Linked DNA regions of Homo sapiens: region 1 is linked to region 2. A link is a contact called in ENCODE Hi-C or POLR2A ChIA-PET data. All regions are on one chromosome and are shown on one strand. Each heading gives the region's core, a stretch centred on a gene start or an enhancer-like site at or near the end of the contact. The rest is flanking DNA. Distances are from core to core; before and after follow the strand shown.

The links. Hi-C counts contacts between places; a loop is a spot of excess contacts on that map. ChIA-PET counts read pairs that join two places held with the same protein, here RNA polymerase II (POLR2A). Pooled maps may share reads with other maps.
Region 1: a map of chondrocyte shows a loop between it and region 2 (3-fold over the local background). The contact joins the enhancer-like site here to the promoter of MROCKI in region 2. A Hi-C loop is called at or near these places in 2 of 168 maps with a recorded cell type or tissue (MCF 10A and chondrocyte), 1 of 37 single-sample maps with no recorded cell type and 6 of 50 pooled maps. POLR2A ChIA-PET finds 5 or more read pairs at or near these places in 1 of 52 experiments (MCF 10A).

Annotation. Positions count from the first base shown.
Region 1 is chr6:112,329,335-112,332,034 of GRCh38, reverse strand. No RefSeq gene overlaps it. Among named protein-coding and RNA genes, the nearest start is that of RFPL4B, 17 kb to the left of the region's middle. Within about 2 kb of position 1,319, at least 2 of the 41 ENCODE cell types and tissues checked have a DNase peak (open chromatin) inside an H3K27ac peak, as active enhancers do.
Region 2 is chr6:113,871,920-113,874,619 of GRCh38, reverse strand. It overlaps MROCKI (MARCKS cis regulating lncRNA promoter of cytokines and inflammation), which reads left to right and starts at 1,273. Exons shown (of 3, transcript NR_038863.2): 1 at 1,273-1,626. It overlaps LOC124901382 (a long non-coding RNA gene), which reads right to left and starts at 1,215. Exons shown (of 3, transcript XR_007059716.1): 1 at 797-1,215.

The sequences.
Region 1 (2,700 bases), core at 70-2,569, 1.5 Mb after region 2:
GGCTCCAAAGACTTACTTTAAAATCATGTTCAAAAACTCCCATATATGAGCAGGTCCAATACCCTGGGCAATCTGACCTATTAAAACACAAAGATTCTCCACTGGCTCATATAACCATGGAACTTTTTTTTCAAATTTATGAATCAAGGCTTTAGTGTGAATAGACAGTGAGGGAATTTTTTCTGAATAGCCTCCCTATAATCATGGTTCATGACATTTTATAATGCAATTATTGTGGGACGTATCATAACATAATTGAGATTCTAGAAATGGGGATGGGAGGGAATAGAAGGGACACAGTTACTCAAGAAAATGCAAATGCCATTTTACTTGCAAATTAAATGTAAAATCTAATGAAGTGGGTGTAGAAATTGATTGAAAAATTAATTGAGAGAAACAAATTTGGAATATGTCTGTAAGGAACATCTGTAAGTAATTCTGCTCTGACACACCTCTTCAGAGAATCAAGTGCTTCCTGTTAGCTAAAACTTGAATGGAAGCCAGGCTAACGATAGATCTTTAGAACGTGTCAAAATAGTCCAATTTATACCCTGAAGCCAATTGGCGAACTCATAGACTTGCCTGGACTTGAACAAGCAACAGGGAATTTTCCAGTGCGAGCTCCAAATCAATATTTAGCCCAGAATTTGTTTGTTTGTTTAACATTTGCCTCCTTTTCTTTCTGTCATTCTCTGTCTCTCATTGATGATAACTTTTAAAAATAAGCTGGACATGTCAAGACATTTTGTCTTTAAATACTTCAGCATGTAGCACCTAAGAAAAAAGGCATTCTCCTTTATAATCACACTATCACAATTAAGAATTAAGCTCCAAGTTTCTACATTCTATTTGCTTGTCATGTCCCTTAAATCTCATTTACTTTAGAACAGCCAGCACAAGCACCACTTTTTTTTTTTTTAAGGTTTCCGGGACACTGACATTGTGATGAGTCCATGTCACTTGACATGTAGAATCCCCTCCCCCCACACCACCACCAATCTGTTTTTGTCTGACTGTGGGTCAGACTTTTGAGAAGTCGATCACACTGGTGTTTTACTATTCATCTGTATCTTTGAATGAGAGATAATTGTTTTTAAAAAAATTAAATGAGTTGGCCTTGTTAGATATTAAAAGTGTCAAAGAGAGGAAGAGGTAAGGAACTGTTGATTTGTTTTAGTGCCAGATTCTTCAGATTAGATTCAGATGGTATATTCATGAGGTGTGTGTGAATCTTGAAATTTCTGAGCATGTTTTTCAATGATTCATCTAGCCTTTGGAGATTTACTCAAAAACTCCCTTTTCTTCCTCCACTGAGAGATTTTTGAACTTGAGAATTTAGAAAGTGATTGTTCATTATCCAAATCCTTTTAGGAGAAAAAAAAAAGAGTGGGTGGCACTCTAAAGGAAGAATTTTAGTTGCTGGGATAAGAGACAAAATTTATGACTTTCCCACTGATTCCTCAGCCAATATTGCCCCTCCCCAGTACCCACTTCTCCAGAGATTAAAACATGCTTGAATTGGAGTAGGCATTTCCTTCCTTCTATTCAGTGCCAGTTCTCAGAGGAAAACATTCATTTTGCTCTTTGATTCCTGTAGCCCAGAGACAGCAATGAAAGGACCTGCTGCTTCCTGGAGTATAAGGATTTCATCTGGGGGGCTGCAGGGCAGGAAAGAGAGTTTAAAGGGTGTGTGCATCAGCGTGGGTGTGAATGATTTCCCCCAGGGCCAGTTAGCTGGCCTGGAGCCCAGAGTATGCCATTCATCCACCTTAAATTGCACCACACAGCAGAGATGGTTGAGGGAGAAGTCACTCAATGGCAGTGCCACTTGCTGCCAGTTTTCATTGTGTCTCTTTGATATGGAATGTCCTAGAAACTGATGCAGTTTTCTACTTCTTCCCAGAGGGGGAGTAAAAGATGCATGGTGTAGTGGGTGAATAAACTGTAAATGAAATAAACCAAAATGAGAATAGTGAAGCCAAGAGTTGAATCTCCTCTCATGGTACTGTGGTCCTACAAATGTAAAGATGCTTGAGTCTTTTGTCGTAAGTCCTATTTCTAAGCAATGAGGAGATGGCAAAAATAAACGATCTCTTGATACAGATATGGAATGTATTCAAATATCTGATGTTCAAAATGTAGACCCAACTTGATCCATTTTGATCTGAGAATGTTTACTTCTACCATTCAGCCTCAGGTTACAAGAAAAATAAACATGAAATCAAGTATGTAAATAAATCTGGCTGTGCTCCTTGCAACTTGAAATCAGTGTCTTTGACTGTTTCTAATTAAGGAAATAAGAGTTGAAAGCACTGGGGTTTTGTGGGGTTTTTGTTGTTGTCATTATTATTTGACACAAAGAGAAAATTTTGATCAGCCCACATGGTGGATTTGTCCAAATGTTGTGGGAAGTCAGGGACCCTGAACAGAGGGACGGGCTGAAGCCATGGCAGAAGAACATAAGTTGTGAAGATTTCATGGACATTTATTAGTTCCCCAAATTAATACTTTTATAATTTCTTACACCTGTCTTTACTGCAATCTCTGAACATAAATTGTGAAGATTTCATGGACATTTTTCACTTCCCCAATCAATTCTCTAATTTCCTATGCCTGTCTTTACTTTAATCTCTTAATCCCATCATCTTCGTAAACTGAGGATGCATGTCACCTCAGGATCCTGTGATGATTGCATTATCT
Region 2 (2,700 bases), core at 24-2,523:
TGAAAAATTTACTTAGTTTATTTCACTGACTTAAAAAAAATTTTTTTTTACTGCATTTTATGCTAGATTCACACATTTCACATGGTGGTTGAACATATAAGGAAAGATATATTTTTACCACGGCTTGATAACATTTCTTCAAGATGCTATCCTCACAACAGATTATATTTATTCAGAAAATTTGAAGTGATCTATTTGAAATTACCTCTAGTAGTTTGTTAAAATGTAACAGATCCATTTATAGACTTTTAAAAGATGGAATTTTTATAAAGGTACAGTTGTTTGTTTGTTTTTTAGACAAAGTCTTGTTCTGTCACCAGGCTGGAGTGCAATGGCACGATCTTGGCTCACTGTAATCTCCACCTCCTGGGTTCAAGCGATTCTCCTGCTTCAGCCTTCCGAGTAGCTGGGATTACAGGCGTGTGCCACCACACCCAGCTAATTTTTGTAAAGATGGGATTTCACCATGTTGGCCAGGATGGTCTTGATCTCCTGACCCATTGATCCACCCACCTCAGCCTCTCAAAGTGCTGGGATTACAGGCGTGAGCCAACACGCCTGGCCAAAGGTACAGTTATATGTGAGTTATACAATAGATTCCCAATAGGGTAAGACCCTGGGGGAGTAACATCACTAGAATCCGATGTGTCCATCTCAAATAGTTTTTTACTGAATTGATTATGTCTCAATAATATTTTGGAATCTTGATAAAAACTTACTTGGCTAAAGTATACCATTAATATAAATAAACAATATAAATATAATATAAATAATATAAATAAACAATGGTATTTACCATATTACCTTTACCATGTGTATTTGTATCCAAAACACACTCATTTATACCATATCAAGGCATAGCAACTCCAGTTTGTTTGAAGAACATTACTTGATAAACAGCAACGAAGACAGAAGAGTTGATGGAAATTCTGATATTACTACCACCTCCTTTCCCTACTATTGCCCTTGTAAAACACAGAAATAGTTTGTTCATGTGACCAAATTGAAGTCTTCTTTCACTCAGGAATATAGAATATCCAACATGCGTTGTGGTGCTTTAAAGATGGTCAAAATTCTTTGACATTATCTCATCAAGAGGTGGTGTCAATGTCCTTCTTTCCCAGAATCTGGGTGGGCTCAGAGACTGCTTTGACCAATAAAGCATAGTGGAAGTAAAACTGTGCCAGTGTCTCGGGCTCAGGCTGAAAGAGACTGGCAGCTTTCACTTCCTGTCTTTTGAAAGTCTCTTGAACTTCGGACCTGGGGGAAGCCAGCTGCCGAGTGAGAAGTCTGACTATCCGGAGATGGCGGTGAGTATAGAGAATTTCTGCTAGGTCTCCTGTGTTTCAGCCATCCCAGCCCAGGCACCACGACACATTATCAAAGGACTATCTTGGACCTTCTCATCCCAGCAAACATCCAATGGAGAAGAATGAAGACTCCAGGCATATGATCCCACTCTAGCCATCCCAGGAGCCCCCAGCTATCCAAACAACTACAGCTGTGGCCAAAAACATCGTGTATCAGGGACAAACTCTCTGCTTATGGCTGCTCTAATCCTTGACCTACAGAATCATGAAATTTGTGGATACGGTCATGATCTTGATTTTGGCGATGGTTTCACAGGTGTGTACCTATGTATGCTTATCAAAGTGTGCACTTTAAAATGTGCAGTTTATTATATGTCAATTATATATAAAGCTGTTCAAAAATTTAAAAATAATTGTTGTTTTATACGACTGAGTTTTCAGGTGGTTTGTAATATGACAATAGATAACCTGAACATGCACTTCCTATGTTTTATGTTTATTTCTTCCTGATATTTATTAAAATAAAAATATTATTAAAATACAAACTTGGCATATAAAACTTTACTAGGTATATTAAGTACTTTTTTTACAAAATTCAATTTGTTTTTATTAAATGTCTATAATCTAGACTATAGATTATACAGTCTAGATTATAATCTAATCTATTATATAGATATAATAGATTAAATGAGTTGGCTTTAAAAAATCACATTATGGATTATTATTGATAATATTAGTATTGTTTTTTACTGAAGTGAATTTCTTACCAGAACAGATTCTAGGCATTTGCACATTCACTCTTAAGTTTCTAGATCCAAGTCCATTCCCTAGAACATATTAGATATTCAATAGGTGTTTGGTAAAAATATAAATGAAATATGGAATAAAATCTAAACCTTTTCTTTTGTTTTAATATCTTTATCTAGTATATCTTAGTTTAAATGTATTGCAAATGATTTCAGGACACCAGTGTCTACCTGAGCTAGATTGCTCTCAAGTTTTAGTTTAATATTCAACCAAAAACGCACATTATAAAACAATGTACCTTCTTTTACAAAAAGTTTGCATGTGATGGAGCCAGGTCCCTTTGAGTCCAGCACCTAAGTGTCTAATCACTAATTCATCCTCGTGACCCCAACAGGAAATAGCATGACCTCAAGTCTAACTGACAGGAATGAGACCTACAGAAGAACAAAAAAGGAAGAAAAGTTAATAATCTTTTTTCTGTCCATTTTCTTCTTTATTGTAGGTCAGATGTACGTGATGGTTACCATTATAACTACATACTATGAAAGATTAATCAGTGGAAAAAAACAAGTTAAAGACACACAAAAAACTTCAGAGAATCAACTTCTGGTCAAAAAAGCCCTCCTTTAGCCAACTCTAAACC